3 separate regions of the Homo sapiens genome follow, and regions 1 and 2 are each linked to region 3. A link is a loop called in an ENCODE intact Hi-C map of the cell type or tissue named here. Cell type or tissue: ascending aorta. All regions are shown on one strand.

Region 1 (2,500 bases), 780 kb after region 3:
GGGAAGTCATGGCTGCAGTGAGCCATGATTGTGCCACTGCACTCCATCCTGGGTGACAGAGTGAGGCCCTGTCTCCAAAAAAAAAAAAAAATCAGTTACACTACCCAATTGCCTAGTCTTGGAGCCTGATAATTGATGCCTTCTCCCTAACCCCAATCTAATCTGTCACCAGTTTCTGTTTTGCCTCCTATGAATTTATCCTCTTTGCTTTGTTTCCACACATTCTAGTTCAAGTATCTCTCTTGTGGCCCTGCAGTGGGTCTCTTATCTGGTCTCACCCATTCTGGCATCTCTCCTATCTATTCATACTGCAGGCAGAGGAAGCATTTAGAAAAATACACTTCTTATATTACCCACTTAAAATCCTTTGGTGATGTCTTAATCTGGTCAAAGACAGCTGGCTCATAAGGGGAAACTAGGACCAAATCCTTTTTCCTTCAACCAATTAGACCCTCACACAGAAAACTTAAACTTAGCATATATGAGTAAGACAAAAAAACTTCAGATCCAGTGGGGAGGAAAAGCAGATGGCTCCTAGTCCAAGGGACAGAATGGGTCACAGCTCCTAACAGGGCTGACTGCAGCCTTGGGTAGTGGGGGTGTTAGATTGTGGCATACGGGTGGCATATATGGGTCCCTAGTCAAGGACAGAGCAGTGGTTTTATCAAGGGGTATAACCCTTGTATAAGGTGTAACCCGAGTGAGTATCCTATTATGTCAACACGGCTCCAGAAAGTTGTTCAGTCATTTTCATAGTGAGTGCATAAGAGTGACTTTTCTGTACTCTATTATTCAGGTCCACATAACTTACCTGGATCAAGAGGAGACAGGTAGAGACCCCCACGAGTGTGGCAGCGGGTTAGGGAGGGAGGTGGTTCTGGGTGTACCAAGATAGAGCTCCCGTGGAAGAGGAAGGCACGGCCCGTAGTGGCTCTAATCGGGAGAGAAGAGGGAAAGGAGGGACGTCGCTGCCCGAGGGAGTAGTTAATGGAGGAAGCAAGAGGTGCCAGGTACTATTCAAGTAGCTAAGGGGGAAATGACGACTTCTGAGATTGGGTTGTCTAGTAAAGTATGACTTCTTAGTTAAACCTCGAGAGTGGACAAGTGGTAGAGGAAGGGAGGGGTGAAGGCAAAGAACGCTACTCAGTAACGCTCGGTTCAGCAGTGGTGCTGTGGACTGGAAAACAGCTACCGAAGAAAGGCAGGGGATTATTTTTCCTCGTGCATCCCGGCCCAGGAGGCCGCGCCCTTGGGAAAGCGGGTCTCCAGAAGGGCCTAGCTTTCCGTCAGCGGCGGTGCAGACAGAGGACAACACGGCGCGGTAGCTGCACCGCCTCGGCGGAAATCCCGGGCGAAGGGGTGGGGCGGAGCCGGGAAATCCGGGGCTTCCGGCGCGGCCAGGGCCCAACTTCCGGCGTCCGTCGGGCAGCAGCGGGGCTGTCTATCCCGGCTGAGGACCCGCGGCCAGTGCGGGTGGCTGGCTTTGCCATTAGCGGGGGCCTTTCCTGAGGACGGCGTACGGAGTGTGGGTGAGAAGCCGCTGTAGGACTGAAGAGGAAGAAGCGCAATTGGGGCCGGGAGGCTGCAGATTTTGTGACAGGGTTCGGGAACTACTAGTGGCGCCCCCAGGCCGCCCCTCCTCTCGAGCCGGGCCGTGCGCTCTTGCTCTGTGCGCATTCCCTGTTTTCCGCGTCGGAACCGCCCTCTTTGCAGTGGCCCCGCGCGTGCGCATAGCTGGGCGCGAGGCGCGCTGTGGGTCTCTGCGGGGCGGATCGTGAAGCTAGTGTGTCAGTCATTCCTCGAAGCGTGCTCTTGGGCTGTATTTTGGAGCTAGCGTCCCTCCTGGTCAGTTTGGCGTTTTTAAGGCCCTGGTACTTGGTTTAGAACCGAGTGCAGTGACCAGTCTTGAGGCCCCTTCCCAGCCAAGAGATGGGGGGATGGAAGTTGAGTTGGTGCTGAAAGAGTTTGTTGTTGGGGCCTTCCAGCTGTGGACACCGGGATTCATGAGTTAATTCACGATCTTTATTGAACGCCTAAATAACCCAGTGGGAAAGGCAACACAGTCCCTTATGCACAGAGCTTAACAGTTTAGTAGGAGAGGCGCGGGCTGGTAACCAGGACAGTGGTAAATGTAGTAGGACCACAGGTGGCTCCTAGCCTAACTCTGGGAGAAAAGGAGTTGGACCCAGAGGAGGCACGCCAGAGGAAGTGATGGTTATCAGAGACTGAGGGCTAAAGGGATTGGCCAGGAGATGAGGGTGTAGAGGGGCCCGAGTAGTTGCAGACAAAAGTCCCGCAACGAGGGAGGCAAAGTGTAGAGCTCTTGGCCGCCTGCAGTACCATGGAACTTGGGTGCTAGTAGAGACAAATGTGTTGGAGAGGGTAAACCAGGACTCTGTCCACCAGTGTTCATTGTTCAGACTTTATCCAGAGGTCAGCGGGGAGTCACTGGAAGAGTTTTAACTGGGGAGTGGCTGAATAATACCGTCATTTATTGAAT
Region 2 (2,500 bases), 230 kb before region 3:
CCCAGCTTCAGAGTCACACAGCCACTGTCCAGGGCCATGCTCATGCCCAGCCACATTCACAGTTATTATAAAGGGGGGAGATTTTGCTCAGGGCTCATTTTCCAACTGTCCTTTTCATTCTTTTCTCCTGTCAGGATGGGAGAGAGATGGCCAAGCCATCTTTGGGGCCTCTCCAATAAAGCAGATGCTGACATCAGTCATTCCAGCGCCCCTACATCCCTTCTCAGGCCCAGTAGCTGCCGCTTCACTGAGGACCAACGGGCCCCATTCGGAAACATCCCCCACCAGTGCCTGACATCCCACCCTTAGCAGTTTCATTCTCCTAGACAGGAGGGCCTGCCCTCCCTCAGCCCTTCCTACTGACTGCATGCTGAGCATGAACGTTCATCCTCCTCAGTGACATTTTTCTCCCATAGGTCTTACCTGCCCAGAGCTCTTCTGTAGCAGAAACTGAGCCTGTCCTCTCCATCCTGCGTCTCTTATTTACTGAGAGGCACTATTGTGTGCTGAGAACTGCCCTGGGCACTCCCTGTACATTATCTCATTGAATCCAGCATTGGCCCCGGAAGATGGGCATTACGGTCCCTATTTTCCTGTGGGGGAACTTCAGCTCAGAGAGGAGACAGAATTTTACAAGGTCACACACAGCTATGAAGTGACAGGGCCAGGATTCAACCCCACATCTAACTCCAAGACTCTTGGACCATACCATGTGATCTCCCTCGTGCATAGGAGGTGCTTAACAGATCCTTAATGACCATGTAGCCAATACATCCCTCTGCCAAACCCCAAATGTGGGGGAAGAGGTAATAATAGTAACAACTGTCTATGAAGTCCCTATTATGTGCCAGGCACCAAACCGCAGCACTCAGTGAGGTGAATACTATTACTATCTCAATTTTACAGATGCAACAACTGAGGCATAGAGAAGTCACTTGCCCAAGGTCACCCAGCAGGTAGGTGAGCTGGGCTTCAGTGCGGCCCTGCCTCTGAGGTGGAGTCCCTGCCTCCACTGTTGCTGGATCCTCCTTTAGCTCCCCGTGGCTCTGTTTCCGGTAGAAGGTAGAAGGCTGCAGGGAAGGAGGCTGGGGCCAGGGGTGGTGTTTGCGCCTCGGGGACGCCTGCAGCTGGCACTGCCCTCCACCCAGCTGATAACTACAGCCGGGTCTGGCACGAAGCCCTGCCTGGAGGTGGGCGGCCTGCGGCGGCGGGGGGTCTGGCTCTGCGTTCGCCCCTCTCAGCCCCGCCTCGCCCCCTGCGGGGTCAGTGCGGGTCCCGCCCGCCCGGGCAGGCGCCGGCCTCTCAGGCGGTAACCGGGTAACCGTGGGCAGGGGCGGTGCCGCGCCGGGCCGCGGCCTCCCGGGGAGGCGGGCGGGTGGGGAGGTCGAGCTGGAGCGATGTGAGAATGCGGAGGAGAGGCCCGGGAAACAGGCTGCGGCCGCGGGGAGGGGCGCCCGGGAGGAGGGCGATGGCTCCCGCAGGAGGAGAGAGAGGCCGCGGGGGCGCAGAGTGGAGGGAGAGGGCGGGGCGCCCGGGAAGGGGCGGGGATAGAGGAGGGGCCTCCGGAGCGGGGCGGGGCTGGGGCGGGGCGCCCGGGCCGGGCCGGGCCGGGCAGCCGAGTGAACGCTGCAGGAAGGGGGCTGCGGGCAGGCACGGAGTCCGGGGCGCTTGTGGCCGGGCGGAGCGGCTGTGGTTGCTTCATGTCCCGGATTCTGCTTTCTCAGAGGTCAGGCGAGTGGGGCCGGCAGGGAGAGAAAGGTGGGCGAACCAGTCTGAACAGGCCGGGCAACTGGAGGAGCGTGGGCCCGGCGAACTGGGGTGCTGCCCAGCACCCTCTACCCTCACCACGCTCGGGAATTTTTCGTGAATCCGCCCCGTTGGTTTTACAGTTTCCTCTCATCCCGGCCCCACCCTGTCTCCTGACCCGCCCTCCCTTCCTCCCCTCTCTGAGCTGGCTCTTCCAAGGGATCGGTTAGCCAAAGGGAGGCACCAGCTCTTTCCCTGGACTCTCCCACTCCCAGCCCTCCTGGAGAACTCAAATCTTGCACGTGCTCTTTCTCTTTCCCTGCCCCCGTCCCCCAGGCCCTCTGGGTCTTGGTGAAGGAGACCTTGAGTCAGCCCAGGAGGCCCTCCCTCCCCCACAGCCCCCTTTAGGGTCCCTTCTGGGTCCCCCCCACCTCCTCCAGCCCCAAGCACCCAGGGCCCACAAGCTGCCAGGCCTCTGCTGGCAGGCAGGGAAGACCCAGGCAACCTTAGAAGGGTGGGAACCACACCCTTCTCATGGCTGTGTGCGTTTTGCTTGAAGGTGTCTGCAATCAAAGACGACCCCCCACTGCTCCCCCGGCACTGGAAAAAAAAAAAAAAAAAACTTGTCTCAAATGGTGGAATTCCAGATGCAGGACCCCAGATTTGGGGGATAGGGAGCAGATATTTGGGACAGGGGAGGCCTTTCAGGGATCCCTCATATCACATCAAGAAGGCCACCTGGCCCCCCTCAGAC
Region 3 (2,500 bases):
CTAGTGCTTCTTTCCCGCTTATTTGAAGTCCCCAATTAAATCTATAAACTAAGCCACACATGAGAATGAATTACTGGACAGGCAGCCAAAAAAAAACTGTGTTCTAGTCTTGTCTCTGGCACCTGTGTGAAACCTAAGTTTCTTTTCAACTTTAGTTCTACGGTACTCCCTGCCTGTGTCACAGTGGGTGCATAGTAAACACCTGATGTGATTAGTTGGGCTCAATATTTTGTCAGCAGAGGCTTGGGTGTTCCTAAGGGTAACCGCAACAAGGTTTTCCCTGGGTGCAGTTATGTTCTGGGCAGCCGTAAGTTTAGGGCCTTGCTGCCTCCTGTAGGGCAGATGTGCAAGTTGGGGCCTAATCGTCGCAACAGTGGAGAAAAGGGGAAGGGAAGATATCCCAGCCATTAAGGGACATCGTGACAGATGTTTCTTTTAGACTTCACAAAGACCCTTCGGGACATGGATTATTGATATCATTTTTACTGAAGACGGAACCAAAATTTAGGTTAAACACTTATACCTGGCATCCCCTACCCGGGCCCTAAGTGCTCTCCAAAGACCCCACCTCTGGGCTTATTTACATCGCGAACCCGCCCTCGTTCAGCAACACGAGGGCCCCGCCCGCTCATTTGCATAGGGCGCGCCCAGTCACGGGCCGGGTCCTCGGGCTTCTCCCGAACCCCTTTTCTCTCTCAGGCGCGTCCTCCGCGCTGCGCGGGGCCTCCCCGTGGGATGAGCACGTGTCCGCTGCCGGCCTCACGACGGACGGTGGACGAGGCGGCAGGCCCCTACAGGCCCCACCCACGACGCTGGCGAGGGATCGGGCGGTCACCGGGAATCGTCTTAATGCGCGGCAAGGCGCGGGCCTCTCCCTCTCCGCCCGTGAGCCCCGGTGGGAGCGCGCCGGCGCCCAACTCAAGCGAAACCGCGGGCGTCCCGCCCCGCCCGGCCGCGCCCCGCCTCGCCTCACGCTAGACTGGGGAGGCGGGACCAATCAGCGAGCGACGTCTCCCTTCCGATTCGAGGCCCCCGATGCGCGGCTCACACCCCGAGCTTCCCTCGTGCTGATTGGCTGCGGGCGCCGCCGGTCCGGCCGGGAGGCGGGGCGGGCCGTAGGCAAAGGGAGGTGGGGAGGCGGTGGCCGGCGACTCCCCGCGCCCCGCTCGCCCCCCGGCCCTTCCCGCGGTGCTCGGCCTCGTTCCTTTCCTCCTCCGCTCCCTCCGTCTTCCATACCCGCCCCGCGCGGCTTTCGGCCGGCGTGCCTCGCGCCCTAACGGGCGGCTGGAGGCGCCAATCAGCGGGCGGCAGGGTGCCAGCCCCGGGGCTGCGCCGGCGAATCGGCGGGGCCCGCGGCCCAGGGTGGCAGGCGGGTCTACCCGCGCGGCCGCGGCGGCGGAGAAGCAGCTCGCCAGCCAGCAGCCCGCCAGCCGCCGGGAGGTGGGTGCGTGGCGCCGCGGCGGCCGGCGGCCGAGGGCGGAGGGCGGAAGCGGAGGTGGGCTGGCGGGGGAGGGCGCGGCCGTGCGGGCGGCCGGTAGGGCTGCGGGCGCGCGCCTGAGGGGAGGAGGGGCAGCGCGGGCGCGCGCGTCCTCACCCCCTCCTTCCCCGCGGGCGGCGGCCAGGCTCCCTCCCCTCCCCTTCCCTCTCCTCCCCTCCCCTCCCCTCTCTTCCCCTACCCTCCCGCGCGCCCGGGCCGCCGGCCGGGCCCGGGCCTGGGGGCGGGGCGGGAAGACGGCGGCCGGGAGTGTTTTCAGTTCCGCCTCCAATCGCCCATTCCCCTCTTCCCCTCCCAGCCCCCTCCATCCCATCGGAAGAGGAAGGAACAAAAGGTCCCGGACCCCCCGGATCTGACGGGGCGGGACCTGGCGCCACCTTGCAGGTAAAGCCTGGGCGCCCGCGGGCCTCCAGCTAGGGAAGTGTTTGCGTGCGTCCGCGGCCGGGGCGATGGGCCGTGTCACATGGCCGCTGCGGGTGGGGGCTGGGGTGTGGTGAGTTCGGGGGCTGTGGGTGCGCCGGCCCGGGCGTGCGGGTTCGGGGCCGGAGAGCCGGGAAGGGACGGGGCTCGGTTGCACTGCGCTGCCGCCCAGGCTGACGGGGGCGGGGGCTGCCTGCGTCCCTTCCCCTCGCTGCTCTCACACTCCATAGTTTGTGGTTCTGATTTTTAAAGCCGAAGGGCCAGAGCTCTTGTTTCAGGAGTTGTGGGGAAGCCTTGTTAGGGACGCGTAATACTTTGCCTCCACTTTTTTTTTTTGGTCTCGTAACCTTTGTTAACAGTGGTAGTCTCGGGTTTTCCATGGCTTGTGTGTACTCACAAACACGCACACAGCTGATAACTCTGTGATCATCCTTCACTCACTTGTGAAAGTTGTTCTGCGGGTGGAGCCTATTAGTTTTTATCACACGCCTTTGGAAAGCCCTCGAAGTGATTTCTCGTATTTCAAACTTGGTTTTTAAAATTGCAACTTACTTTGTTCTCTTGGAGGGGGATATTGTCTTTGGG

Evidence for each region. A loop is a pair of places that touch in the nucleus more often than their neighbours do. Peaks named below come from ENCODE experiments on the same cell type or tissue, not always from the same donor. Only the 100,000 strongest peaks of a DNase experiment are listed, where the experiment ranks them.
Region 1: a loop joins it to region 3, with 4 times the contacts of the local background. A loop is called at or near these places in 8 of 110 quality-filtered maps.
Region 2: a loop joins it to region 3, with 4 times the contacts of the local background. A loop is called at or near these places in 5 of 110 quality-filtered maps.

What each region holds. Positions count from the first base shown.
Region 1 is chr18:47,149,407-47,151,906 of GRCh38, reverse strand. HDHD2 (haloacid dehalogenase like hydrolase domain containing 2) reads left to right here and starts at 1,407. Exons shown (of 7, transcript NM_032124.5): 1 at 1,407-1,529. RefSeq lists an enhancer at 1,939-1,998. In ascending aorta, no CTCF peak of the experiment used is centred here; DNase peaks (open chromatin) are centred at 918, 1,376 and 1,726; H3K4me3 peaks cover 2,332 bases; H3K27ac peaks cover 2,115 bases.
Region 2 is chr18:48,160,804-48,163,303 of GRCh38, reverse strand. The region is part of intron 3 of ZBTB7C (zinc finger and BTB domain containing 7C); the gene reads left to right. It overlaps ZBTB7C-AS1 (ZBTB7C antisense RNA 1), which reads right to left and starts at 588. Exons shown (of 5, transcript XR_001753437.2): 1 at 424-588. RefSeq lists a silencer at 1,469-1,668. In ascending aorta, no CTCF peak of the experiment used is centred here; DNase peaks (open chromatin) are centred at 1,513 and 1,953; H3K4me3 peaks cover 1,593 bases; H3K27ac peaks cover 2,239 bases.
Region 3 is chr18:47,929,740-47,932,239 of GRCh38, reverse strand. SMAD2 (SMAD family member 2) reads left to right here and starts at 1,581. Exons shown (of 11, transcript NM_005901.6): 1 at 1,581-1,879. LOC124904297 (a long non-coding RNA gene) reads left to right here. Exons shown (of 2, transcript XR_007066360.1): 2 at 1-52. RefSeq lists silencers at 663-1,592, 1,623-2,152. In ascending aorta, no CTCF peak of the experiment used is centred here; DNase peaks (open chromatin) are centred at 1,009 and 1,879; H3K4me3 peaks cover 2,500 bases; H3K27ac peaks cover 2,209 bases.